2 separate regions of the Homo sapiens genome follow, and region 1 is linked to region 2. A link is an interaction called in ENCODE POLR2A ChIA-PET data of the cell type or tissue named here. Cell type or tissue: PC-3. All regions are shown on one strand. Links, peaks and the distances in the headings refer to the core of each region. The heading gives the core; the rest is flanking DNA.

Region 1 (14,884 bases), core at 4,051-12,050, 480 kb after region 2:
CTCAGCCTCCCGAGTAGCTGGGACTACAGGCATGCACCACCACACCAAGCTAGTTTTTGTATTTTTAGTAGAGATGGGGTTTTACCATGTTGGCCAGGATGGTCTCAATCTCTTGACCTCATGATCCACCCACCTTGGCCTCCCAAAGGGCTGGGATTACAGGCATGAGCCACCGCGCCCGGCTGGCTTTGACTTTTTAAGCTCTTTCCAACCTCAGGACCTTTGCATGTACTGTTCTTGCAGGAATGACCTCCTGAACCCTTTGAATGACTGAGGCCTTCTCTTACTTCAGGTCTCAACTTATATGTTTTCTCTTAAGAGAGGCTTTCCCCAAATCTCCCTTCTCGTGCTAAATAAAGTGAGTGTTCCCTGAAGCATCCTTGGTTCAGCCATTTGCTATTACGCTTTGCCACAACACTGTTTCCTTCACGGCAACAGTTCTGTTCATCTATATGCATGTATTTTTCCTCCCTCCTTGCACTAAACTATAAAATCTCAGAAGCCAGGGTTTTGCCTCTTTCTTCACTGTATCCCCAGTGTTTGTGGACCAAATGACAGAGCAAAGGTTGAGTTTACCTGGTCACACTACAGAGCTAGGGTCATACCCCAGATCTCCTATCTCCTAATTTCTTTTTTCTTTCTTTCTTTTTTTTTTTTTTAGATGGATTCTTGCTCTGTCACCTAGGCTGGAGTGCAGTGGTGCAATCTCGGCTCACTACAACCTCCACCTCCCAGGTTCCAGTGATTTTCCTCCCTCAGCCTCTCAAGTAGCTGGGACTACAGGCATGTGCCACCAAACCTGGTTAATTTTTGTATTTTTAGTAGAGACAAGGTTTCACCATGTTGGTCAGGCTGGTCTTGAACTCCTGAGGTCAAGTGATCTGCCCGCCTTGGCCTCCCAAAGTGCTGGGATTATAGGCATGAGCCACTGCACCCAGCCCTACCTCCTAATTTCTATGTCCTTCCATATTCCCTCTCTACAAAAGCATCTCTCTACTATGAAATAAGCCTCTAAACAAGCTGTTTTGCATAGTCATTACAAACAAGTAATTAAGTGCTTGTGCTACTTAGGTTCAAATCCCAGCTTCTTTCTCCCTTTTCTAGTTGTGTGAACTGCAACCAATTCCTTACTCTTGTTGTACTTTAGTTTCTCGCTCGGTAAAATGTAGGTTGGCCAGGTGTGGTGGTTCACGCCTGTAATCCTAACACTTTGGGAGTCCGAGTCAGGAGGATCACTGGAGGTCAGGAGTTCTAGACCAGCAACATAGTGAGACCCCATCTCTATAAAAATAATAAGAAGAAGAAGCCAGGGGTGGTGGCCCTTACCTGTAGTTTCAGCTACTCAGGAGATTGAGCTGGGAGGATCCCAGGAGTTCAAGGTTACAGTGAGCTATGATTGTGCCTGGGTGACAGAGTGAAACCCAGTCTCAAAAAAAAAAAAAAAAAAGCGGGGGGTAATAATACTCACTCAATAGGGCTGATATGAAGCTCAAATGACTTAATGCCTGTGAAATTCTTAGCACAGGGTTCAATGAGTGTTAGGCACACAGAAACAGGAGAGGAGCTCTCAAATCAATATTAATTAATACTAAGGAAATAATGCTTTATTTTTTGAGACAGGGTCTTGCTCTGTTGCCCAGGCTGGAGTACAGTGAGGCAATCTTGGCTCACTGCAACCTCTGCCTCCAAGGTTGAGGTGATTCTCATGTCTCAGCCTCCTGAGTGGCTGGGATTACAGGTGTGTGCCACCACGACTGGATAATTTTTTTTTTTTTTTTTTTTGTGAGACGGAGTCTCACTCTGTCACCCAGGCTGGAGTGCAGTGGCACGATCTTGGCTCACTGCAACCTCCACCTCCCAGGTTTACACGATTCTCCCACCTCAGCCTCCCAAGTAGCTGGGACTACAGGTATGCACCACCACACCGGCTAATTTTTGTATTTTTTAGTAGAGAAGAGGTTTCACCATGTTGGCCGGGCTGATCTTGAACTCCTGATCTCAGGTGATCTGTCCGCCTCAGCCTCCCAAAGCGCTGGGATTACAGGCGTGAGCCACCGCGCCTGGCCAGGAAATAAACTATTTTCTTAAATATGCATCTAGGGCCTAGTAAGTACAAGGTACCCTGGGGTGGGGGGGTCACAGATGAGCAGCATGGTGTCACTACCTCCAGGGACCAGGTGTGCTGTCAAGGCAGAACAGTGTGGTGCAGAGGTTATCTGCATGGTCCTGGAGTTGGCCTTCTTGGGTTCAAATCCCAGCCCTGCTACTGCCTGGTTCTGTGATCTAGGGAGAGTTACTTGACATTTCTAAACATTTCTGATTTCAGCCTATAAAATGAGGCCAATAATAAGAGTATCTGCCCCGCCTAGACAGGATTAAATGAGGTAGTGCTTAGCATAGCTCAGTGAGCACTGCTGGTGTCTCTGTGTTGGAGCCTTCCCACCCCTGCTCTCCTGCAGGCAGTGTTAGTGGCCCCCATCCTGTTCCCTCATGGCCCCTGAGCTCATGATTCTCCCCCTGCTAGATGGTGTGCATTTTGAAAGTGGGGACAACTTTCCTCCATTTATGCAAGGCCTCACTCAGAGAAGCCCCTTAACAAAGGGCTACTGGAATAAACGAAGGAATGGATGAAGAAACAAAGGCCAGGCAGAGTAAAACCAAGAAGACGTTGCATAATTGAAGGCAGCAATTGGGCATTTTCACCTCAACAATGCTAGCACCTATTACATCAGCTGGACTGGACAGTGCTTTCACACTTGCAAAATGCATCCAAAAGGACAATGAAGTCCCAGTTACTTGGGAGGCTGAGGTGGGAGGATCGCTTGAGTCCAGGAGTTGGAGGCCACAGTGAACTGTGATCACACTGCTACAGTCCAGCCTGGGCAACAGAGTGAGACCCCGTCTTTAATCAACAACAACAACAAAAAGGATGATCAGGCCAGACGCGGTGGCTCATTTGAGGTCAGGAGTTTGAGACCGGCCTGGCCAACATGGTGAAACCCCATCTCTACCAAAAATACAAAAAAATTAGCCAGGCATGATGGTGGGCAACTGTACTCCCAGCTACTCAGGAGGCTGAGGCAGGAGAATTGCTTGAACCTGGGAGGCACTGGTTGCAGTGAGCTGAGATCGCACCACTGCACTCACTCTAGCCTGGGCAACAGAGCAAGACTCTGTCTCAAAAAAAAAACAAAAAAAAAACAAAAAAAAAACAAAAAAAAAAAACCGCCGGGTGCGGTGGCTCATGCCTGTAATCCCGGCACTTTGGGAGGCCGAGGTAGGTGGATCACCTGAGGTCAGGAGTTCGTGACCAGCCTGGCCAACATGGTGAAACCCCATCTCTACTAAAAATACAAAAATTAGCTGGGCGTGGTGGCAGGCGCCTGTAATCCCAGCTACTCGGGAGGCTGAGGCAGGAGAATCCCTCAAACCCGGGAGGCAGAGGTGAGCCGAGATCGCACCATCGCACTCCAGCCTGGGAGACATAAGCGAGACTTTGTCTCAAAAAAAAAAAAAAAAAAAGCAACTCGGGAGGCTGAGGCAGGAGAATCGCTTGAACCCAGAAGGTGGAGGTTGCAGTGAGCCAAGATGGCACCATTGTACTCCAGCCTGGGCGACAGAGTGAGACTCTGTCTCAAAACAACACAACAACAACAACTAAAAAAACAAAAAAGGATGATCAAGGATATAGGATGATAGTGCTCTCCTTCCAATGACTTCACATTTGAACAAGTGATCAGACATGCAAACTGGCTACTATGATTCACTATCATAAAATGCCATGCTGTGGGAACACAAGAAAGGGTGCACTTCATTCTTTTTTTTTTTTTTTGAGACTGAGTCTCACTCTGTTGCCCAGGCTGGAGTGCAGTGGCTTGATCTCAGCTCACTGCAACCTCCACCTCCCAGGTTCAAGTGATTCTCCTGCCTCAGCCTCCTGAGTAGCTGGGATTACAGGTGCATGCCACCACACTGGCTAATTTTTGTATTTTTATTAGAGACAGAGTTTTGCCATGTTGGCCAGGCTGGTCTTGAACTTCTGATCTCAGGTGATTCGCCTGCCTCGGCCTCCCAAAGTGCTGGGATTACAGGCGTGAGCCACTGTGCCCGGCCAGGTGCACTTAATTCTTCCTGGCTGTGAGGGTGAAGGAAAGCTACAAAAGTTAAGTGCCCTGGAGCCAATCTTTGAAGTAAAGAGACTGGCGGGTAGAAAGGCATAGGATAGAGTCATAGAGTCACTCAGCAGAAGCAAAGGCACAGAGGGAACTGCCTGATGGATCCTAAGAGTGCGAAGGAATTCCTCACTGGCTAGAGTGTGGGTGTCATGTAGTTGGATAGAGTAATGGCCCCCCAAAGATATCCATGTCCTCACCCTGGAGCCTGTGAATAATCCTCATATAGCAGAAGAGACTCTGCAGGTGTGATGAAACGAATGATCTTAGGATGGGGAGGTTACCCTGCATTATCCACATGGGCCCTAAATGCAATCACATGTCCTCCTCCTAAGAGGGAGGCGGGAGAACAGGTTCAGTGGAAGGTGGTGTGACTAAGCAAGTAGAGGGAGAAAAGGTGACGTGATGTGGATCGCGGGCCAAGGATTGCAGGCAGCCTCTAGAAGCTGGGGAAGGCAAGGATCAGCTTCTCCCCTGCACCCCCGAGAAGACACCAGCCAGGCCAACACCTTGAATTTAACTTCCTAAAACTCATTTCGGGCCGGGCAGGGTGACTGACACCTGTGAAATCCCAGGTGGGAAGATGGTTTGAGCCCAGGAGTTCGAGATCAGCCTGGATGACACAGCAAGACCTTGTCTCTACTAAAAATTTTTTAAAAATTACCCGGGTGCAGTGGCTCATACCTGTAATCCCAGCACTCTGAGAGGCCGAGGAGGGCAAATTGCTTGAGTCCAGGAGTTCAAGGCCAGCCTAGGCATCATAGCGAAACCCTGTCTCTACAAAAAACACAAAAATTAGCTGGGTGCAGTAGCCCGCACCTGTTGTCCCAGCTACTGGGGAGGCTGAAGAGGGAAGATTACGTGAGCCTGGGAAATCAAGGCTGCAGTGAGCCGTGATCACACCACTGCACTCCAGCCTGGGCGACAGAGCGAGATCTCATCTCTACTAAAAATGTTCAAACAATTAGCTAGAGGTGGCACGCACTTATAGTCCCAGCTACTCTGGAGGCTGAGGAGGGTAGGAGCGCTTGAGTGCAGGAGTTTGAGGCTGCAGTAAGCTATAATCATGCCACTGTACTCCAGCCTGGGTGACAGAGCAAGACCCCGTCTCTAAAAAAACAACCACACATACTCAGTTTGGACTTTTGGCCTCAATTACTGTAAGATAATACATTTGTGTGCTTTTAATCCACTAAGTTTGTGGCAAGGTGTTATAACAGCATAGGAGACTAAACAGGTAGCAGGGTAGGTATGGGAAGAAAATAGGTTATTAAGGCCGGGTGCTGTAATCCCAGCACTTTGGGAGGCTGAGGCAGGATCACAAAGTCAGGAGATCGAGACGATCCTGGCTAACACGGTGAAACCCAGTCTCTACTAAAAATACAAAAATTAGCCGGGCATGGTGGCGGGCGCCTGTAGTCCCAGCTACTCGGGAGGCTGAGGCAGGAGAATGGCATGAACCCGGGTGGCGGAGTTTGCAGTGAGCCGAGATCGTGCCACTGCACTCCAGCCTAGGTGACAGAGCGAGACTCCGTCTCAAAAAAAAAAAAAAAAAAGAAAATAGGTTATTAAGACTGTGCCGACTGCACTACGAAATTTGAACTTCATTCCATATGGGACAGGGAAATGAGAGACTCATAAGGCAGTATGATTAGATAGATGTCAGAGAGAGAATTCTGATGTGTGGTGGGCTCATGCCTGTAACCCCAGCACTTTGGAAGGCCAAGGCAGGAGGATTGCTTGAGTTTAGGAGTTTGAGACTAGCCTGGGCAACATGGTAAAACCCCATCTCTACCAAAAAAAAAAAAAAAAGAAAGAAAAGAAAATTAGCCAGGCGTTGTGGTGTACGCATGTAGTCCCAGCTACTCTGGAGGCTGAGGTGGGAGGATCACTTGACCCTGGGAAACAGAGGCTGCAGGGAGCCAAGATTCTGCCACTGTACTCCAGCCTGGCTGACAGAGACGCCATCTCAAAACAAAAAAATACTCCTGTAATCCCACCCCTTTGGGAGGCCAAGGCAGCTGGATCGCTTGAGCTCAGGAGTTTGAGACCAGCCTGGGCCACATGGTGAAACCCCATCTCTACAAAAAACAAAAAAATTAGCCGGGCATGGTGGTGTGCAGGTATAGTCCTGGATACTTGGGAGGCTGAGGTGGGAGGATCACCTGAGCCCAGGGAGGTTGAGTCTGCAGAAAGCCATGATTGTGCCACTGCAGTACAGCCTGGATGACAGCAGGAGACCCTCTCTCAAAAAAAAAAAAGAAAAGAAAAGAGCCTGGGCGCGGTGGATCACACCTGTAATGTCAGCACTTTGGGAGGCCGAGGCGGGCAGATCACTTGAAGTCAGGAGTTCAAGACAATCCTGGCCAACATGGTGAAACCCTGTCTCTACTAAAAATATAAAAAATTAGCTGGGCGTGGTGGCGGGTGACTGTAGTCACAGCTACTGAGAAGGCTGAGGCACGAGAATCACTTGAACCCAAGAGGTGGAGGTTGCAGTGAGCCGAGATCACGCCACTGCACTCCAGCCTGGGTGACAGAGCAAGACTCCATCTCAAAAAAATACAATAAAATAAGGCCAAGGTGACTCATGCCTGTAATCCCAGCACTTTGGGAGGCCAAAGCAGGGTGGATCACTTGAGGTCAGGAGTTCAAGACTAGCCTGGCGAACATGGTGAAAACCCGTATGTGTTAAAAATACAAAAATTAGCTGGGTGGCCAGGCGCAGTGGCTCACGCCTGTAATCCCAGCAGTCTGGGAGGCCAAGGTGGGCAGATCATGAGGTCAGGAGATCGAAACCATCCTGGCTAACACAGTGAAACCCCATCTCTACTAAAAATACAAAAATTAGCCGGGCATGATGGTGGGCGCCTGTAGTCCCAGGAGGCTGGGAGGCTGAGGCAGGAGAATGGCGTGAACCTGGGAGACGGAGCTTGCAGTGAGCCGAGATCGTGCCACTGCACTCCAGCCTGTGCGACAGAGTGAGACTCTGTCTGAAAAAAAAAAAAATAGCTGGGCATGGTGGCATGCGCCTGTAGTCCCTGCTACTCGGGAGGCTGAAGCACAAGAGTTGTTTGAACCCGGGAGGTGGAGGTTGCAGTGAGTCGAGATCGCACCACTGCACTCCAGCCTGGCGACAGAGGGAGACCCTGTCTCAACAATAAAATAAAATAAGGCCAAGGACCTGAATGAAGGACTGAGCCATGTGAATACCTGGGGAAAGGGCATTCTGGGCAGAGGGAGTGGCAAGTGCAAAGGGCCTACTCTGCACAAGTTGCAGAGTGGAAGGAGGTGAAAGCTGAGAAAGTAGTGAAGGATTGGATATCTAGGACCTTCTAAGTCACGTTAAGACAGGTGGCATTGGCCGGGCATGGTGGCTTACGCCTGTAATCCCAGCACCTTGGGAGGCTGAGGCGGGCAGATCACTTGGGCTCAGGAGTTCAAGACCATCCTGAGCTAATACGGTGAAACCCCATCTCTACTAAAAATACAACAAATTAGCCAGGTGTGGTGGCACACGCCTGTAGTCTCAGCTACTCAGGAGGTTGAGGCAGGAGAATCGCTTGAACCTGGGATGGGGAGGTTGCAGTGAGCTGAGATTGCACCACCGCACTCCAGCCTGGGCCACAAAGCAAGACTCAGTCTCAAAAAAAAAAAAAAAAAAGACAGGTGGCATTGGCCGGGTGTGGTGGCTCACAGGTATAATCCCAGCATTTTGGGAGCTGAGGCGAGCGCATCACCGGAGGTCAGGAGTTCAAGACCAGCCTGGCCAATATGGTAAATCCCCGTCTCTACTAAAAATATAAAAATTAGCCAGGTGTGGTGGCACACGCCTGTAATCCCAGCTACTCGGGAGGCTGAGGCAAGAGAATCACTTGAATCCAGGAGGGGTTAGTAGAGCCAAGATCATGCCATTGCACTCTAGCCTGGGCAACGGAGTAAGACTCTATCTAAAAAAAAAAAAAAAAAAAAAAAAAAAAGACAGGTGGCATTTACTCTGACATGGGAGGCATTCAGAGGTTCTTAGCAGTGGAGGCACGTCCTATGACTGGCACTTTAAAAGGATTGCTCTGACTGCTGTTTGGAAAATGGACTTGATGGGGCTAAGACTGGAAACAGGGAAACATGTTAGAAGGCTCCAGCAACCCTCAGTGGGGAGGATGATGGTGGTTGGACAAGGGTGTTAGTGACAGAAGTGGGAGAAATTGCAGAATGCCAAGCGAATCATATTTGCTGATGCATTGAAGAGAGGGAATGAGAAAAAGAGGAGCCAAGGACAAGTCTAGGTCTAGGTTGTTGTTTTATTGAGCAACTGGAAGACTGGAGGTAGAGTGTCCTGAGATGGGGAAACTGGGAAGAGGAGACTGGAGCTCTGACTATGTCCTAAATTCAGGGAGTCCATTAGAAATCTTAGTGGGGGCTGGGTGTGGTGGTTCAAGCCTGTAATCCCGACACGTTGGGAGGCTGAGATGGAGGATTGCTTGAGGCCAGAAGTTCAAGTCCAGCCTGGGAAACATGGCAGGTCCCCATCTCTAAAAAAAAAATTTAAATTTAAAATTAAAAAAAAAAAATCTCAATGGGAAGGCTGGGCATGGTGGCTCACGCTTGTAATCCCAGCACTTTGGGAGGCCCAGGCGGGTGGATCACTTGATCTCAGGAGTTTGAGACCAGCCTGGCCAACATAGCAAAACCCCGCCTCTACTAAAAATACCAAAAAAAAAAAAAAAAAAAAAAATTCGCTGGGTGTGGTGGCACATGCTTGTGTGAGGCAGGAGAATTGCTTGCACACAGGAGGCAGAGGTTGCAGTGATCCAAGATCACGCCATTGCACTCCCAGCTACTCGGGAGGCTGAGGCACCAAAATCACTTGAACAAGGGAGGCAGAGTCTGCAGTGAGCCAAGATCACGCCACTGAACTACAGCCTGGGTGACAGTGCAAGACTGTGTCTCAAATTAATTAATTAATTAATTAATTAACTGGGAGTGGTGGCACCTGGCTGTAGTCCCAGATACTTGGAAGGCTGAGGTAGAAGGATCCCTTGAATCTGGGAGGTGGAGGCTGCAGTGAGCCAAGATCGCACCACTGAAATCCAGCCTGGGTGACAGAGAGAGATCCTGTCTCAAACAAAACAAAATAAAACAAAACAGCTCCTTGCCTCCATGATGTTATTATTACATATGACATGTCTGTATCAAAACATTTCACGTGTCCAGGCTCGGTGGCCCACGCCTGTAATCCCAGCACTTTGGGAGGCCAAGGTGGGTGGATCATTTGAGGTCAGGAGTTTGAGACTAGCCTGGCCAACATGGTGAAACCCTGCCTCTACTAAAAATACAAAAATTAGCCGGACGTGGTGGTGCACACCTGTAATCCCAGCTACTCGGGAGGCTGAGGCAGGAGAATTGCTTGAACCCAGGAGGTGGAGGTTGCAGTGAGGTAAGATTGCGCCACTGCACTCCAGCCTGGGCAACACAGCAAGACTCCATCTCAAAGCAAAACAAAACATCTCATGTACCCCGTAAATATATACACCTTCTAGGTACCCACAAAAAAAAAAAAAATAAAAAGGCTTGGTGCGGTTGCTCACGCCTGTAATCACAGCACTTTGGGAGGCCAGGTGGGGCTGATCACCTGAGGTCAGAAGTTCGAGACCAGCTAGGCTAACATGGTGAAACCCAGTTTCTACTAAAAATACAAAAAATTAGCTGGACATGGTGGTGCGTGCCTGTAATCCCAGCTACTCGGGAGGCTGAGGCAGGAGAATTGCTTGAACACAGGAGGCAGAGGTTGCAGTGATCCAAGATCACACCATTGCACTCCAGCTTGGGCAACAAAAGCGAAACTCCATCTCAAAAAAAAAAAAAAAAGAGTTTTGTTCTGTCACCCAGGCTGCCGTGCAGTGGCACCATCCTAACTCACTCTACCCTCCAACTTCTGGCCTCAAGTGATCCTCCTGCCTCAGCTTTCTTAGCAGCTGGGACTACAGGCATGCACCCCAATGCCTGGCTAATTTTTCTGATTATTTTTTGTGGAGACAGGGTCTCGCTACATTGCCCAGGCTGATCTTGAACTCCTGGCCTCAAGCAATCCTCCTACCTTAGCCTCTCAAAGCACTGAGATTACAGGTGTGAGCTACCATGACCGGCAAAAATGTTCTAAAATTATACTATGGTGATGGTTGCAAAGCTGTGTGAATATACTAAAAGACTCACTGAACTATATACTTTAAATGGGTGAATTGTATAGGGTGTGACTTATACCTGAGTAAAATTGTTTAAAAAATAGTCTATGGAGGCTGGGCGTGGTGGCTCACGCCTGTAATCCCAGCACTTTGGGAGGCCAAGGCAGGTGGATCACGAGATCGGGAGTTCAAGATCAGCCTGGCCATGATGGTGAAACCCTGTCTCTACTAAAAATAAAAATAAAAAAAAAAATAGCTGGGTGTGGTGGTGGGCGCCTGTAATCCCAGCTACTCGGGAGGCTGAGGCAGAGAACTGCTTGAACTCGGGAGGTGGAGGATGCAATCCAGTTGGGCCAGACACAGTGGTTCACGCCTGTAATCCCAGCACTTTAGGAGGCTGAGGCAGGTGAATCACGAAGTCAGGAGTTCGAGACCAGCCTGACCAACATGGTGAAACCCTGTGTCTACTAAAAATACAAAAATTAGCCGGGCATGGTGGCGTGAGCCTATAGTCCCAGCTACTTGGGAGGCTGAGGCAGGAGAATCACCTGAACCCAGAGGCAGAGGTTGCAGTGAGCCAAGATTGCACCACTGCACTCTAGCCTGGGTGACAAAGTAAGACTCCATCTCAAAAAAAAAAAAAAAAAGTCCAATTGGGCATGCTTAGGGAAATACTGTAAGTAGATTCTCTTTATTCAGTTGCCTTTCTTCTTTCTTTTCTTGTCTTTTTTTTTCTTTGAGTCCGGGTGTTGCTCTGTTGCTCAGGCTGGAGTGCAGTGCTGCGATCATGGCTCACTGCAACCTCAACCTCCCAGGCTCAAGGAATCCTCCCACTTCAACCTCTGAAGTAGCTGCGACTACAGATGCGTGCCACCATGCCCGGCTAATTTAAAAAAATTTTTGAGGCCAGGTGCGGTGGCTCACGACTGTAATCCCAGCACTTTCGGAGGCTGAGGCAGGAGGATCACGTGAGGTCAGGAGTTCAAGACCAGCCTGGCCAACATTGTGAAACCCTGACTCTACTAAAAAAATGCAAAAATTAGCTGGGCGTGGTGGCAGGTGCCTGTAATCCCAGCTACTCAGGAGGCTGAGGCAAGATAATCGCTTGAGCCCGGGAGGCGGAGGTTGCAGGAGCGGAGATCATGATACTGCACTCCAGCCTGAGCAACAGAGCAAGCCTCTGTCTCAAAAAAAAAAAAAATTTTTTTTTTTTTTTTTATAGAGACTTGGTCTCACTATATTGCCAGGGCTGGTCTCAAACTCTTGGGCTCAAGAGATCCTCCCACTTTGGCCTCCCAAAGTGCTAGGATTACAGGTGTGAGTCACTGCATCCAGCCTCCTGGCCTTCATTTATTTGAACATTTTCAAGCATCTACTGTATGACTCTCTCCCATTTAAGCTCTAGTATTATTGAAGATTCTGCTAACTATGAGTATGAGTGCCCTTCAAGCCATAGGGGACAGAAATAACTTTTTTTTTTTTTTTTGTGATGGAGTCTCGCTCTGTTGCTCAGGCTGGAGTGCGGTGGTGCCGTCTTGACTCACTGCAATCTTGGCCTCCTGAGTTCAAGCAATTCTCCTGCCTTAGCCTCCATAGTAGCTCAGATTACAGGCGCCTGCCACCACGCTGGCTAATTTTTGTACTTTTATTATTATTGTTATTATTATTATTTTTGAGATGGAGTCTCGCTCTGTCTGCACTCCCAGGCTGGAGTGCAGTGGCATGATCTCGGCTCACTGCAAGCTCTGCCTCCAGGGTTCCCGCCATTCTCTTGCCTCAGCCTCCCGAGTAGCTGGGACTACAGGTGCCCGCCACCACAGCCGGCTAATTTTTTTGTAGTTTTAGTAGAGATGGGGTTTCACTAATGTTAGCCAGATGGTCTCAATCTCCTGACCTCATGATCTGCCTGCCTCGGCCTCCCAAAGTGCTGGGATTACAGGCGTGAGCCACCACGCCCGGCCTATTTTTTTTTTTTTTAACGGAGTCTCACTCTGTCTCCCAGGCTGGAGTGCAGTGGCACGATCTCGGCTCACTACAACCTCCGCCTCCTGGGTTCCAGCAGATCTCCTGCCTCATGCTCCCGAGTAGGTGTGATTACAGGCATGTGCCACCACTCCTGGCTAATTTTTGTATTTTTAGTAGAGACGGGGTTTCACCATGTTGGCCAGGCTGGTGATGAACTCCTGACCTCAGGTGATCCGCCCGTCTTGGCCTCCGAAAGTGCTGGGATTACTGGTGTGAGCCACTGTGCCAGGTCCTAATTTTCCTATTTTTAGTAGACGCGGGGTTTCTACATGTTGGTCAGTCTGGTGTCGAACTCCTGACTTTAGGTGATCTGCCTGCCTCGAACTCCCAAAGTATTGGGATTACAGGCTTGAGCCACTGCACCCAGCCGGGAATGACTTTTACGGTCAGCCTGGAATAAATGGTCTATTTGTAAAGTGGTGTAATAATATTGCACAATAAAATGAGATCAAAGGGTTTAAACAAGCCTACGAGAAGGAAAAGTTGAAAAATCATAGACTCACAGCCCATGCCAAAATCTGGATGAAAGCTGAAAATTTCAGCCTCTCTGGCTGTCTTATCTCTACAGGCAGCGATTGGGCCATTCCACATATGGCCTGTTCTTTCATTTTCCTGAAACATGACCTCTGAAAGGTTCCTTGCAATTTGAGAAGATCTAGTATAACCCCTTGTTTTCGATGAAGAACAATGAGGATGACCTTCCCAAGGTCACACATTTCTGGACAAGCAGCTGTGCAGAAACTATACCTGGTGCTATTTTCATCAGGATGGTTCTAATAGTCCAGGGTGAGATGACCAAGAATCTAGAGTTTGGAAATCATCAGGTTGTTAAAAGAAGGCTTCTCAGCTTTGTTCTGCATTCCGGAAGGCATCTTGTTAAAAGAACAAGTTTTCGGCCAGGCGTGGTGGCTTACGCCTGTAATCCCAGCCTTTGGGAGGCGAGGTGGGCGGATCATGAGGTCAGGAGATCCAGACCATCCTGGCTAACACGGTGAAACCCCATCTCTACTAAAAATACAAAAAAATTAGCTGGGCGTGGTGGCGGGCGCCTGTAGTCTCAGCTACTTGGGAGGCTGAGGCAGGAGAATGGCATGAACCCGGGAGGCGGAGCTTGCAGTGAGCCAAGATCACGACACTGCACTCCAGCCTGGGCGACAGAGCGAGACTCCGTCTCAAAAAGTAAATAAAGAAAGAATAAAAGTTTTTGTATTGATATTCAAATATCTCGCCTCCAATTGTGATGATTACACAAAAAAGCCACCAATTGGTTCCTCCCTACATGCCCATCCTTTGCAAAGTTATTTGGCTGTATATTTCCCTACCCCTCAAATTTTGTGTTTGGCCACATGTCTTGCTTTGGCTAATGTGACATTAGAAAATGTGACACAAGAAAAGACCTGAAAAGTGCCTGTGCAGAGTTCAAGACCAGCCTGGGTAACACAGGGAGACCCTGGCTCTACAACAAATACAAAAATTAGCCAGGCCTGGTAGTGCGTGCCTGTGGTCTCAGCTACTGGGGAGGCTGAGGTGGGAGGATTGCTTGAGCCCGGGGGTGAAGGCTGCAGTGACTGTGATCATGCCATTGTACTCTAGCCTGGGTGCCAGAGCAAGATCCTGTTTCAGAAAAAAGGCTGGGTGCAATCGCTTATACCTATAATACCAGCACTTTCGGAGGCTGAGGTGAGAGGATCACCTGAGGTCAGGAGTTCGAGACCAGCCTGGCTAACATGCCGAAACCCTGTCCCTACTAAAAATACAAAAATTAGCTGGGCATGGTGGCAGATTCCTGTAATCCCAGCTACTGAAGAGGCTGAGGCAGAAGAATTGCTTGAACCTGGGAGGCGGAGGTTGCAGTGAGCCGAGGTCGCATCATTGTACTCCAGTCTGGGTGACAAGAGCGAAACTCCGTCTCCAAAAAAAAAAAGTGCCTGTGCAGTGGGGCCTGCCTTCTCTTGCTGTTCTTGGGAACCTAGTATGTACGGCCATGTGAATATGTCCAGGCTAGCCTGCTAGATGACTACAGACCTGTGGCTATGCTGCCCCTATCATCCACAGGTGACCAACAGCCAGTTGCCAGACATGTCAGTGAGAACATCCTAGACCATCCAACCCCAGTTGAACTAGCTCAGAAGAGAAGTGTCCAGCCAACTCTCAGAAAATTTTTATTTTTTTGAGATGGAGATTTGCTCTTGTTGCCCAAGCTGGAGTGCAATGGTGCGATCTCGGCTCACCACAACCTCCACCTCCCAGGTTCAAGCGATTCTCCCACCTCAGCCTCCTGAGTAGCTGAGATTACAGGTGTTCACCACCATGCCTGGCTTTTTTGTATTTTTAGTAGAGATGGGATTTGTCACTGCACTTAAGCCTGGGTGACAGAATGAATGTTTTTGTATTTTTAGTAGAGATGGGGTTTCTCCATGTTGGTCAGGTTGGTCTTGAACTCCTGACCTCAGGTGATCTGCCTGCCTCGGCCTCCCAAAGTGCTGGGATTACAGGCGTGAGCTA
Region 2 (14,884 bases), core at 3,338-11,337:
TGTCAGATCAGCTCTTAGGAGTAGGAACACAAACCCTGTTGTGAACTATGCATGTGAGGAATCGAGGTTGGCGCTCCTTATGAGACTCTAACTAATGCCTGATATCTGAGGTGGAATAGTTTTATCCCGAAACCATCCCTCCCTGCCATCTGTGGAAAAATTGTCTTTCATGAAATCGGTCCCTAGTGCCAAAAAGGTTGGGGACCACTGCTCTAGTTCATAAATGAAAACTTGCAGGTCCTCAATCAAAAGTGGTATTTATTCTGACCTCCTCTTGGACAGTGTGGTAGCTTTGTGAGTCTGGTCCTATTTTGCCTCAGAAGTGACAGGGTACCTTGGTGAGTGAAGACTATCTTGCGTTTCTGTAGAAAAGTCACTTGGCACAACCTATTTTTTTCCATTCTGAAAATATGACCATTTAAAAAGCCCTGACTTACTAGAACTTCTCTCAATGAATCTAGAACTTCCATCACCATTGGATGGCTGAGACCACCTCTGCCATACCAAAACCTTGCTCATAACCAAAACAGTCCCTGTTGGTCTTTTGCCCTGGACCTGTGACATTCTGGACTATTTTTGTGTTCAGTTTTGGCCAAGTGTTAACAAGCATACAAAGCTGGGCACAGTGGTTTGGCTGGGTGAGGTGGCTCATGCTTGTAATCCCAGCACTTTGGGAGGCCGAGGTGGGTGGGTTGCTTGAGGCCAGGAGTTCGAGACTAGCCTGGCCAAAATGGCAAAACCCCATCTCTACTAAAAATACAAAAATTAGCCAGGTGTGGTGGCAGGCGCCTGTAACCCCAGCTACTCAGGAGGCTGAGGCAGAAGAATCACTTGAACCCGGGAGGCGGAGGCTGCAGTGAGCTGAGATTGTGCTACTGTACTCCAGCCTGGGGGACAGAGCGAGACTTCATCTCAAAAAAATAAAAAATAGGGCTGAGTGCAGTGGCTCACGCCTGTAATCCTAACACTTTGGGAAGCCGAGGCCGGCGGATCATGAGGTCAAGAGTTTGAGACGAGTCTCACCGACATAGTGAAACTCCGTCTCTACTAAAAATATACGAAAAATTAGCCGGGTGTGGTAGTGTGCATCTGTAATCCCAGCTATTCAGAAGGCTGAGGCAAGAGAATCGCGTGAACCCAGGAGGCGGAGGTTGCAGTGAGCCGAGATCGCGCTATTGCACTCCAGCCTGGGCTCCAGTGCGAGACTCCATTGCGGGGGGCGGGGGGGCAGCTAGTGTGATGGTGCATGCTTGAACCCAGGAACTTCAAGCTGCAGTGAGCTGAGATTGTGCCACTGTACTCCAGCCTGGGCAACAGAGCAAGATTCTATGTCAAAACAAATAAACAAAAAACTATTCTGCTGTCTTAGCTGAATAATTCAAACAAACAACAACAACAAAAAACCCTGACCTAGACTTTTAAACTGAAAATGAAGGTTTTAGTGCACAAAAATATTCTTAGATGAATACATAGATTAGAGGGTAGTTGTTGAAACATAGGGCAAGATGAAGAGATTAGTACATTTCTTTTTTTTTTTCTGTTTTTGGAGACAAGGTCTTGCTGTGTTGTCCAGGCTGCAGTGCAGTGATGTGAACATGGCTCACTGCAGCTTCGACCTCCTGAGCTCAAGTGATCCTCCCGCCTCAGCCTCTGGAGTAGCTGGCACTGCAGGCACATGCCACCATGCCTGGCTAGTTTTTTAAATTTTTATTTTATTTTATTTTTTTGAGATGGAGTTTCACTCTTGTCGCCCAGGCTGGAGTGCAATGGTGCGATCTCAGCTTGCTGCAACCTCCGCCTCCTGGGTGGATCACTTGAGTCCAGGAGTTTCAGACCAGCCTGGCCAACGTGGTGAAAACCCATCTCTACTAAAAATACAAAAAAATTAGCTGGGCATGGTGATGCACGCCTGTAATCCTAGCTACTCGGGAGGCTGAGGCAGGAGAATAGCTTGAACCCAGGAGGTGGAGGATGCAGTGAGCCGGGATTGCACCACTGTACTGCAGCCTGGGTGACAAAGCTAGACTCTGTCTCAAAAAAAAAAAAAAAAGTTGAAAAGATTTGGAAAAAATTTAATAGCTGGTAGCCATCACTAATCACTGGTTCTTTGAACTTCCTGTTGTGATCACTTTGTATTATCTTTTTTTTTTGATAGATTTTTTAAGATGCAGTCTCACTCTGTCACCTGGGCTGGAGTGCAATGGCGTGATCTCCACTCGCTGCAACCTCCGCCTCCTGGATTCAAGTGATTCTCCTGCCTCAGCCTCCCAAGTAGCTGGGATTACAAGCACCTGCCACCACACCTGGCTAATTTTTGTATTGTTAGTAGAGATGGGATTTCACCATGTTGGTCAGGCAGGTCTTGAACTCCTGACCTCAAGCAATCCACCTTCCTCGGCCTCCCAAACTGTTGGGATTACAGGCATGAGCCACCGCACCCGGCCTGTATTATCTTATATATATATCTTTCATTTTTCTAGCAGACTGCCCTTTTTTCCCCCATACAATTTGTTCATTTATGCATTCCTTCATTCAACATTTATTGAGGGCCTGATATGTGTTAGGCACAATATAGATGCAGGAAATGAGTACTAAACAGCACAGACATAGTTTCTGCTTTCAAGGAGCTTATCTCCTTGAAATGACAGTACACATCACCATTACAGTTATGTTAAGGGATTTGAAGGAATAGGACAGTTTGCCATGAGAGCATACAATAGGGGCATTTGGACTGTTGGGGTCAGGTCAAGAAAAGGTTTCCTGTGGAAATGATGTTTTACTTTGGACATGAAAAGAGAACCAGGGTTAGGCAAAGAGATGGGGAGAGGGTGGTGAAGACCCTGAGAAAAGGAGCTTGGTCCACTTGAGGATGTAAGCAAAGGCTTGTGCAGTTGGAATGAAGAAATGAGTGAGGAAGTGAGATGAGGCTGGGGTGGGCAGCGACTCAGCTTTGTAATCCATTTTAAGGATATTGAAATTTGTTTTAAAGACAGTGGAATCAGGCCGGGTGTGGTGGCTCACGCCTGTAATCCCAGCACTTTGGGAGGCCAAGGCAGGTGGATGACGAGGTCAGGAGATCGAGACTATCCTGGTAACACGGTGAAACCCCGTCTCCACTAAAAATACAAAAAATTCTCCGGGCGTGATGGCGGGCGCCTGTAGTCCCAGCTACTCCGGAGGCTGAGGTAGGAGAATGGCGTGAGCCCGGGAGGCGGAGCATGCAGCGAGCCAAGATCGAGCCACTGCACTCCAGCCTGGGCAACAGAGCAAGACTCCATCTCAAAAAAAAAAAAAAAAAAAAAAAGACAATGGAATCAATACCTGTGAAAAGAAAGAAAAGGACAGTGGATGACATTAAAAGGATTTAACCAGAGGAGTAGAGTGATAAGGTGTGCATGTAAAAAAGATAGCTCTGAATACTGTGTGGGAAATAAACCTTTAAACTAAAAGGGAAGCAAGGCCAGGTGTGGTGGCTCACGCCTGTAATCCCAGCACTTTGGGAGGCTGAGGCAGGAGGATCACGAGGTCAGGAGATCGAGACCATCCTGGCCAACATGGTGAAACCCTGTCTCTACTAAAATACAAAAAAATTAGCCAGGCCTGGTGGTACGAGCCTGTAGTCCCAGCTGCTCAGGAGGCTGAGGCAGGAGAATCACTTGAACCTGGGAGGCAGAGGTTGCAGTGAGCCGAGATCGTGCCACTGCACTCCAGCCTGGTGACAGAGCAAGACTCTGTCATAAATAAATAGGAGGCAAATGTAGAATGGGTCGGTCAGTTAGGAGGCATTATTCATTTTTAGGTTCATCCTTGTCCCTTGCAATCTTGCACATGGTAGGTATTTAACAAAGGCTTGCTGAGTGAAGGAATGTGTCTTCTGTAATTTGTATTCATGGTAAAAGCAAGGCTCCTATTCTCCAACTTTTAGAATTTTTAAGTAAAGGATATTGTGTTTAAAGATGGAGCTCTCTTCTATTTAGCGTTTTTATAAGTTGTGGCAATATCTTTAATAGTCTCTGAAATTCTTGTAGGAAGTGGAAACTGAGCATACTATTTCAGCTGCTAAGGAGACCATTCATGGCAGCTGCAAGAACATGCAGATGAAAAACTTTCCTTTTTATTTGCAAAATTGATACTTTTCCTACTGTCAGTATCCATCCCTCAGTAAGATTGGATGAACAAATCCCAGGACCTCTTCTCCAGGGCATGTGGACAGCAGGCCTGCATGTGTCCAGGCCTGCTGCTGCCTGCATCTCCAAGGACTAGTAGCTTCTTTGGGAAGTGTTACCTCAGGAGTGCAGCTTGTGCGTTCATTCAACAAATTTTGATAGTGTCTTGCCAATGATTTATCCCAGTTCTTCCCAAATTTCTATCGTTCTTTTACCTAATCTCATTATTTTAGCTGCATTATAGTATTATCTGTGCTATCAGTTAATATTTTTCTCCAAGGTGACTTTTAAAATTAAATTTATTTTATAATTATATTATTGCTATGAGTGGAAAACTTGTATCACTTGCTGTAGGAAAATAAAACTGTAAAAGTAAAGTACAATGAAAACTAAACAATGTTATTAACCAGATTCTGATACTTGTGAAACTTCAGGACCTATTCCTTCCTTCTGGAAAAAAAAAAAGGCCGAGTGCGACAGCTCATGCCTATAATCCCAGCACTTTGGGAGACCGAGGCAGACGGATCACGAGGTCAAGAGATTGAGACCATCCTGGCCAACATGGTGAAACCCCGTCTCTACTAAAAGTACAAAAAAAATTAGCTGGGTGTGGTGGTGCGCACCTGTAGTCCCAGCTACTCAGGAGGCTGAGGCAGGAGAATTGCTTTAATCTAGGAGGTGGAGGTTGCAGTGAATCGAGATCATGCCACTGCACTCCAGCCTGGCGACAGAGTGAGACTCTGTCTCCAAAAAAAAAAAAAGATACTAGCAATTTTTAGAGAAATAGTAGGCTAGCACCAAACTGACACTTTCTCCTTAATGTAAAGGAAGTATTAGAAAAGAGATTAGGGCCAGGCGTGGTGGCTCACGCCTGTAATCTTAGCACAATCCCAGTTGAACCTTGGAGGCGGAGGTTGCAGTGAGCTGGGATCGCGCAACTGCACTCTAGCCTGGGCAACAGAGCGAGTCTCAAAAAAAAGAAAGAAAGAGATTGACTTTTTCACTGTGAGTATTATCTAGGGCTGTCTGCAAGGACTAAAAACATTTCATTTGGAATGGCACTCACCCGTGCTTTGGAAAATACTGCTTTAACCAATACATCTTATTGTTTCCATTGCCTGATCTGTGGATGGCTGATTTTGGCTGACTCCTGTTATTAAGGGAACAGCACCATTCCTCATGGCCAAACTACAATTCCCCTTGAGTAGCTTTTTAAAAAGACTTACTAAGAAGACAGATTTAGGATATCGTTTTTATTGGCTTGTTTTCTCCAAGGACTACTTAACTTATATTACAGATTTAGTAATGTAAAATGAAAATAAACTTTCCCAAGAGACTTAGCAGCTAATTAATCACACTCTCCTAGGTCCAGGAAATGGGAGCCTGATACCTGGCTGAATGTGGTAAAGTGTTTTAAACTCTTTCAGGTGAAGAAACAATCTCTTTGATACCAGCGCAAGTAAAGACGGTTACTGTAAATCCTTGTGGGAGCCAAGGCAAGAGTGTAGTGCCCCAGGACCTGATGGAAATGAGAAAGTTGTCAGGACCTGAAGCTTCTTTTTCAGTTGCTCATCTCTGCTTTTCTCTGTGTCTATTCATTTCTCTGCTTGGTTTTTTTTTTTTTTTTTTTTTTGAGATGGAGTCTTGCTCTGTTGCCAGGCTGGAGTGCAGTGGCACAATCTCAGCTCATTGCAACCTCCGCCTCCCGGGTTCAAGTGATTCTTAGGCCTCAGCCTCCCAAGTAGCTGGGATTACAGGCGTGCGCCACCAAGCCCAGCTAATTTTTGTACTTTTTTTGGTAGAGACGGGGTTTCACCGTGTTGGCCAGGCTGGTCTTGAACTCCTGACCTCAAGGGATCTGTCTGCCTCTGCCTCCCAAAGTGCTGGAATTACAGGCATGAGCCGCCGGGTCTGCTCGGTTCTTCATAATGTTTTTTCCTGCTTACTCATCAACTTACCCAGAACCCAACATGTTGACTTTTGTAGCCACACCAAGCTGTGGCTGGAGAAGGGAGGGTTCATTAGCCTCACCCGTAAGCTTAATTTCTCTAGATTTTCCAATAAAGGTAATTGACATTTTTCATTTTTATATAAATGCTGTGTGAATAAAGAGTCAAGAGACAACTCTTTTTTTTTTTTTTTTTTTGAGACGGAGTCTCGCTCTGTCTCCCAGGCTGGAGTGCAGTGGCGCAATCTTGGCTTACTGAAACCTCCGCCTCCAGGGTTCACGCCATTCTCCTACCTCAGCCTCCCGAGTAGCTGGGACTACAGGCGCCCGCCACCACGCCCGGCTAATTTTTTGTATTTTTAGTAGAGATGGGCTTTCACCGTGTTAGCCAGGATGGTCTCGATCTCCTGACCTCATGATCCACCCGCCTCAGCTTCCCAAAGTGCTGGGATTACAGCCGTGAGCCACCACGCCTGGCCGAGACAACTCTTTTTCTTTGCTGCACATCAATCAACTTGCATCCCCGAAAGTGCCTTCAAAATAGAAATTCTGGAGCTGCCACTGGTAAACTCAGACTTAAAATTTTTAAGATTTTCCACCTGAGGTTCCTTGTAACTTACTGACTCTGGCTTTCAGTTTTATAGTTAGAGAGTACCAGGAAGAAACCTGATTTACCCAGCTTGGATCAAATGTCCAACCTGGGGTGGGCTGCAGTTACATGGTCTAGACATGGTCATCTAGTCCTACCCCTTCAGCAGGGGCACTGGAAACCATTTCCAGACAAGAGGGCATGGGCAAGTAGGTACATTATATCAGAACCTCGTCAACTACAGAGGGGAAGGGAAAAATACCCTTATAGTCCTAACCTCTGGTCTGATCCATTTATGGGCAGACCTTCAGAGATGGGTCTCATCAAAGATGTTTACCCTTTGAGAAGGCTTCAAGATAGGTTCTATGAACCTGGAACCTTGCAGGACCACTGAGTCAGCAATGACTTAGAACTGACTCAGAATGAGATCAGCATCAAGTTATGAGGAAGAGAGGGTGTCGTTTATTGAGCTGGTTTATCTTTGTCAGATAGTTTATAAGGACAAATGATGGCCTGTCAGTTCAGCTAAGGATTTAAGAAAACTGGTATTAGATGTTTAGGTATTTAGGCCAAGATTATGTGCTTTTAGATATCTGTGATTCTCCAATGCCTCTCCAGAATATTAGGTCTTTGGCCTTCCTCTCTAAATTGTGATTTCCTACAGAGTAAGGCTTCTTATCTTTTTACCTAGCATTATTGGTGCTCATCAATATTAAGTGCATTAAGTGCATTGAACTCATGCATTCATGAGACTAAGTTTTAGTTAAGTGTTAATTGCAGAAAAATTTAGTATAGTAAAATGAAAGTTTATTTCTGTTCTGTGGGACACTCTGAGCCACCAGGGTCATAGATTATTTTAAGTTGTCTGTGCCTTTGCTGATAGGGAACTTTGATGAGCAAAGAGGAACCTGGTAGTGGTAGAGGATTGTGAACTGGCCTGTGTTCAGTCATCATTGTATATTTAGAATTGACAGCTACTGTACTGTTTTCCCATTTATAACACTTCTCATTTTTCTTCTCTAGAAATGAATCTTTGCTTTTGTTAGACTTTTTAAAAGAATTAATAGACTGTTTTTAGAGCATAAAACTGCTTTATGGTTTACAGAAAAATGAGTAGAAAGTACAGAGTTCCCAAATACTCCCTCTCCCCATCCCCATGGTTTCCCTTATTATTAACAACTTGGATTCATATACGTTTGTTACCATTGCTGAGCCAACATGATACATAATTGTTAATTAAAATCCGTAAATAGTTTAGGCTTCATTCTTTGTGTTGTGTATTCTCTGGGTTTGACAAATGTATGAAGACCTATATCCACCATTACAGTATTATATAGAATGTTTCAGTGCCCTAAAAATCCCCTGTGCTCCACCTATCCATCCCAACCTCCATCCTCTGTCAACCACTGATGATTTTACTATCTGTATAGTTTTTCACCTTTTCCAGAATGCCATGTAGGAGTTATATAGTATATAGCCTTTTCAGATTGGGTTTTTTTCCCTTAGCAATATGAATATAAGGCTTCCTCCATGTCTTTTTTTTTCTTTCTCTCTGTCTTTTGTGCTTGATAGTTCATTTCTTGTTTTTTTTTTTTTGTTTGTTTGTTTTTGTTTTTTTTTTGAGACAAGGTCTTGCTCTGCCACCCAGGCTGGAGTGCAGTAGTGCAATCATAGCTCACTGCAGCCTCTACCTCCCAAGCTCAAGCAGACCTCCCAAGTAGCTGGGACTATAGGCATGCGCCACCGTACCTGACAAATTTTTTTAATTCTTTTTTTTTTTAGACGGAGTCTCACTCTGTCACTCAGGCTGGAGTGCAGTGGCGCGATCTCAGCTCACTGCAAGCCCCACCTCCTGGGTTCACGCCATTCTCCTGCCTCAGCCTCACGAGTAGCTGGGACTACAGGCACCCGCCACCATGCCCGGCTAATTTTTTGTATTTTTAGTAGAGATGGGGTTTCACCGTGTTAGCCAGGATGGTCTCAATCTCCTGACCTCGTGATCCGCCCGCCTCGGCCTCCCAAAGTGCTGGGATTACAGGTGTGAACCACCGCGCCTGGCCAAATTTTTAAATTTTTTCTAGAGATGGTGTCTTGCTGTGTTGCCTGGGCTGGTCTTGTACTTCTGGCCTCAAGTTATCCTCCCGCTTCAGCCTTCCTAAGTGCTGGGATTGCAGGCATGAGCCACCACACTCAGCCTAACACAATTTTATGGTGGGTCTCCATATTCCTTAAAACTTGAAATGTATCAGCTGGGCATGGTGGCACACTCCTTTCACACATGTACTCCCTTCACTTTGGGAGGCTGAGGCGGGCAGATCACTTGAGGTCAGGAGTTCGAGACTAGCCTGGCCAACATAGTGAAACCTCATCTCTAGTAAAAATACCAAATTTAGCTGGGCATGGTGGTGCACACCTGTAATCCCAGCTACTCGGGAGGCTGAGGCAGGAGAATTGCTTGAACTCAGGAGGCAGAGGTTGCAGTGAGTCAAGATTGTGCCATTGCACTCCAACTTGGGCGACTGAGCAAGACCCTGTCTCACACACACACAAAAAAGTACTATTTTCCCTACATCCTTGCCTACTCCTGCTATTATTGAAATTCATTCCCTACCTCCCAATCTTATGGGTAAAACTTTCTCTTATTTTTTTCTTCAGCAAATTAGACTTAACTCTGTGGCAAAGTCAGTACTCATTAAATATATTTCATTGAAGGAACATAGTCCACTTGGTAGATTTGAGGCCTGAATACTAGAAAGGTTTCTTTTTTGGTTTTTATTTTAATTTTTAAAAGATTTTAAGATTTTGGTGACTAAACTCATTACTTATCCATGGATAAAAATATTAATGTCATCTCATCTAAATATGTATAGTCTTGAATCTTCACTAAGGACTACATAGTGTGATTATATTACTTGTAGATGAGAGATGACTATAGGGACGTAAGTTTGTATTCTTTTTTTTTTTTTTTTTTTTTTGAGACAGAGTCTCCCTCTGTCGCCTAGGCTGGAGTGCAGTGGCGCCATCTTGGCTCACTGTAAGCTCCGCCTCCTGGGTTCACGCCATTCTCCTGTCTCAGCCTCCCCAGTAGCTGGGACTGCAGGAGCCCACCACCACGCCTGGCTAATTTTTTGTATTTTTTAGTAGAGACAGGTTTTCCACCATGTTAGCCAGGATGGTCTCGATCTCCTGACTTCGTGATCCACCCACCTCAGCCTCCCAAAGTGCTGGGATAAGTTTGTATTCTTGACCGTCCTAGCCATTTATAGTTAAAATTAGATCCATAATGTTTTTATTTGTTGAAAAAAATTTTTAAATTAAAAAAAAAAGTTTTTTTGAATCAGGGTCTCACTCAGTTGCCCAAACTGGAGTGCAGTGGCACGACCGTGGCTCACACTGTAGCCTCAACTTCCCAGGCTCAAATGATCACCCCACCTCAGCCTCCTGAGTAGCTGGGATTACAGGTGCATGGCAACATGCCTGGCTAATTTTTATATTTCTTCTAGAGACAGGGTCTCACTAAGTTGTCAGAGCTGGTCTCGAATTCCTGGGCTCAAGTGATTCACCCACCTTGGCCTCCCAAAGTACTGGGATTACAGGTGTGAGCCACTGGACTGTGCCCATGATGTTTTTATTATTTTGTTTTATTATTATTATTTTGTGTTATTACTTTTTTCTGAGGCAGGGTGTCACTGTTTTGCCCAGGCTGGAGTGCAGTGGCATGATCTCAGGTCACTGCAACCTCTGCCTCCCAGGTTCAAGCGATTCTCGTGCCTCAGCCTCCCGAGTACCTGGGGCTACAGGTGTGCATCACCACTGCCTGGCTAATTTTTGTAGTTTTAGTAGAGTTGGGGTTTATCCATGTTGCCCAGGCTGGTCTCGAACTCCTGGCCTCAAGTGATCCATCTGCCTCGGGCTCCCAGAGTGCTGGGATTACAGGTGTAAGCCACCACGCCCGGCCTCCATGATGTTTTATATAGCAAATTAAGATATTTTCCAAAATATCTCATACCAGTTGGTGCATTTTTTATATTTGTTATTGAAGGAATATAATAACTGTCACATAATTTGTTTTTTCATAGATTATCTTGACAATGGTAATAATAAAATGGCAATTCAGCAAGCAGATAAACTGTTGAAGAAACATAAGGATCTTCATTGTGCTAAGGTAACTTCATTTGCCCTTCAGTTACTTACCTGTGGCGGGTTATATTTGTAATTCCTTACCTTAAAGAGAAAGGAGGGCCGGGCATGGTGGCTCAAGCCTGTAATCCCAGTACTTTGGGAGGCCGAGGCAAGCGGATCACGATGTCAGGAGTTTGAGACCAGCCTGACCAACATGGTGAAACCCTGTCTCTACTAAAAATACAAAAATTAGCCTGGCATGGTGGCGTGCGCCTGTAATCCCAGCTACTCAGTAGGCTGAGGCAGCAGAATCACTTGAACCCAGGAGGTGGAGGTTGCAGTGAGCGGAGATCGCACCATTGCACTCTAGCCCAGGTGACAGAGTGAGACTCCGTCTCAAAAAAAAAAAAAGGGGGGGGAGAAAGGATGTTAAATCTCTTTAGTGACTATTAGTGTCTTTTGTTTTTGAGATGGAGTTTCACTCTTGTTGCCCAGGCTGGAGTGCAGTGGCTTGATCTCAGGTACTGCAACCTCTGCCTCCCAGATTCAAGTGATTCTCCTGCTTTAGCCTCCTGCGTAGTTGAGATTACAGGCATGCGCCACCACACCCAGCTAATTTTGTATATTTTTTAGTAGAGATGGGGTTTCCCCATGTTGGTCGGGCTGGTCTCAAACTCCCGACCTCAGGTGATCCTCCTGCCTCAGCCTCCCAGAGTGCTGGGGTTACAGGCATGAGCTACTGCGCCCAACTGACTATTTGTGTTTTTTTCTCGGTACTTTATAGGTCAGTTATTTCCATAGTCACTTACATGCCACAAGTGGTATTTCTTTTTTCGTTTTTTTTTTCTTTTTTGAGATGGAGTCTTGCTGTGTTGCCCAGGCTAGAGTGCAGTGGCACGATATTGGCTCACTGCAACCTCTGCCTCCTGGGTTCAAGCAATTCTCCTGCCTCAGCCTCCTGAGTAGCTGGGACTACAGGCGCGTCCTACCACGCCCGGCTAATTTTTTTGTATTTTTAGTAGAGACGGGGTTTCACCGTGTTAGCCAGGATGGTCTCAATCTCCTGACCTCCTGATCCGCCTGCCTTGGCCTCCCAAAGTGCTGGGATTATAGGCGTGAGCCACTGTGCCTGGCTGTGATATTTCAGTAAAAGCTAGCTGTTTATTTCTTTGCATATTACTTACCTAATTTATTTTCACAGAATCCTTTTAAGCAATATTGTGCACTTCTTTTTTTGAGACAAGGTCTCTATCACCCAGCCTGGAGTGCAATAGCACAATCATGACTCACTACAGCCTTGGCCTTCTAGGCTCAAATGATCCTCTCATCTCAGCCTCCTGCATAGCTGGGACTACAGGGTGTACCACCATGCCTGGCTTTTTTTTTTTTTGGAGATAAGGTCTCTCTCACCCTGTTGCCTAGGCTGGACTGCAGTTGCCTAGGCATGATCACAGCTCACTGCAGCTTTGACCCCCCGGACTCAAGCGATCCTCCTACCTCAGCCTCTCGAGTAGCTGGGACCACAGATGTGCACCACCACACCTGGCTAATATTTAAACTTTTTGTAAAAATGGGATCTCACCACGTTGCCTACCTAGGCTAGTCTTGAATTTGTGGGCTCAAGCAATCCTCCCGCCTCGGCCTTCCAAAGTGCTGGGGTTACATTCGTGAGCCATTGCACCTGGCCTATTTTTTTCCTTCAAATTTTTTCTAGAGATGAGGTCTCACTGTGTTGCCTAGGCTGGTCTCAAAGTTCTGGGCTCAAGTGATCCTCCTGCCTTAGTCTCCCAAAGTGTTATACGCATGAGTGCACCATGCCAGTCCTATTGTTCACTTTTTTTTTTTTTTTCGAGACAGGATCTCCTTCTGTCACCCACGCTGGAGTGCTGTGACGTGATCAACCTCCCGGGCTCGAGGAGTCCTCCCATCTCAACCTGTCAAGTAGCTGGGTGCACACCACCATACCCAGCTAATTTTTTATTATTTTTTGTAGAGATGGAGTCTCACCACGTTGCCCAGGCTGGTCTTGAACTCCTGGGCTCAAGTGATGTGCCTGTCTTGGCCTCCCAAAGTGCCGGGATTACAGATGTGAGCCGCCGCACCCAGCCTGAAACTAGTATATCAGCAACCTAGGCATAACTTAATACTTGTTCTTTCAGATCGGCTTTCTTTGGTTCATATTTCCTTTTCTGTCTTTTTAAAAACTGATTTTTCTTTTGTTGCTATCAGGTTTTAAAGGCAATTGGTTTACAGAGAACTGGAAAGCAAGAGGAAGCCTTTACTCTTGCACAGGAGGTGGCAGCCCTTGAACCCACAGATGACAACTCACTGCAGGCACTGACTATCCTTTACCGGGAGATGCACCGACGTATGTTTCTTTCTTTTCATTGTTTTTAAACTTGAGCTGAAAATTTTGGATATTTCTGACTGTTTGCCCTTGTCTGATTTCTCACTCATGATTTGAATGGATACAGTAGGTAGAATAACGCATTAGCCAGGGTTTGCGAGAACTGTAGATAGAAAGGATAGTTTACATGCATTAGGATCCTTGAATTGGAATGAGAATTAAAGTGACTTCATTTGTGATATTTTGATCTGCTAAATGGAGGCTTCACCCTTATTTTCACTTTTTAATATGGAAAATTTCAAGCAGACAAAAATAGAATAGAATAATAAACCCCATTGTTCTCATTATCCACCTTCAGCAATTAACACATGGCCCATTTTATTTTGTTTTTACCCTTTCCCCTGGCAGATTACTTCAGAGCATATCCTAAGTAGTCCATTGTTTCTTCTGAAATAAAGGTTTTTATTGTTAATTTCTTAAATATTTTATTGTGAAATCATACATATTTTTCATAGTACATATTATACAATAATCTTGTTTATGTAACATATAAGTACATTTGATGTGTAATAATGAAAACTCATGAACCTACCACCTAATTTAAGAAATGGAGCGTTGCCAGGCGTAGTGGCTAAAACTTGTAATCCCAGCACTTTGGATGGCCGAGGCTGGCAGATCATTTGAGGTCAGGAGTTAGAGACAGCCCGGCCAACATAGGGAAACCTTGTCTCTACTAAAAATACAAAAATTAACTGGGTGTGGTGGTGCACGCCTGTAATCCCAGCTACTTGGGAAGCTGAGGCAGGAGAATCGAAACTTCCACCTTCTGAGTTCATGCATCCTCTCCTGCCTCGGCTTCCCAGGTAGCTGGGATTACAGGCATGCACCACCATCCCCAGCTAATTTTTGTATTTTTAGTAGAGACGGGTTTCACCATGTTGGCCGGGCTGGTCTCAAACTCCTTACCTCAAGTGATCCACTTGCCTTGGCCTCCCAAAGAGCTGGGATTACAGCCGTGAGCCAAGTGCACCTGGCCTCCTCAATCAATCTTAATTCTCCTTTTACCTACCAAGAGTTACTCGCTATCCTGAATATTTTTTATTCTCTTGCTTCCCTTTAAATGTTTATTACATTTATTTCTCTTAGTAATACATTATTAGTTTTGCTTAATTTTAAACTTTTGTTAGTGCATCTGTACTATGTATATTCTATGACTTGCATTTTTCATCTAATAGCCAAGTGGCTATAGTTAATCCATTTTCACTACCACAAAATATTTCACTGGGTTACATTACAATATCTAGGAGTAGAATTTTCAAGTCATGGGGTAAGTGTATGTTTAGCTTAAAGCAAGATAATGTCAACTTCTTTTATAAATAGAATAGCAGTTTTTGAGTTCTGATTGCTTACATGCTTGTCAACACTTGGTATTCTTTCTCTCTTCATTCATTCAAATAGCTCAGATTGTAACATTTGGTATTTGTAACCTTAATCATTTTTGCCAATTTCTTTTGAGACAGGATTTTGCTGTGTTGTCCAGGCTAGTTTGGACTCTTAGGCTCAAGCAATCCGCCTGCCTCAGCCTCCCAAAGTGCTGGGATTATAGGCACGAGGCACTGTGCTCAGCTTCAATTTTGTTTTTAATTTTTACAAAAGATAAAACCTAAGAGTTGAGGTATTATATCTGAGTATTTACAGATTGTGTTGATTTA

What was found. ChIA-PET counts read pairs that join two places held together with the same protein. Peaks named below come from ENCODE experiments on the same cell type or tissue, not always from the same donor. Only the 100,000 strongest peaks of a DNase experiment are listed, where the experiment ranks them.
Region 1: POLR2A ChIA-PET joins it to region 2 with 16 read pairs; 2 of 35 experiments call an interaction of 5 or more read pairs at or near these places.

The regions. Positions count from the first base shown.
Region 1 is chr12:111,614,404-111,629,287 of GRCh38, reverse strand. No RefSeq gene overlaps it. Among named protein-coding and RNA genes, the nearest start is that of ATXN2-AS, 22 kb to the right of the region's middle. In PC-3, for the core only: no CTCF peak of the experiment used is centred there; a DNase peak (open chromatin) is centred at 4,527; H3K27ac peaks cover 1,112 bases.
Region 2 is chr12:112,089,035-112,103,918 of GRCh38, reverse strand. It overlaps NAA25 (N-alpha-acetyltransferase 25, NatB auxiliary subunit), which reads left to right. Exons shown (of 24, transcript NM_024953.4): 2 at 10,783-10,868; 3 at 13,055-13,193. Among named protein-coding and RNA genes, the nearest start is that of NAA25, 12 kb to the left of the region's middle. RefSeq lists an enhancer at 787-1,287. In PC-3, for the core only: no CTCF peak of the experiment used is centred there; DNase peaks (open chromatin) are centred at 6,098 and 7,108; H3K27ac peaks cover 2,412 bases.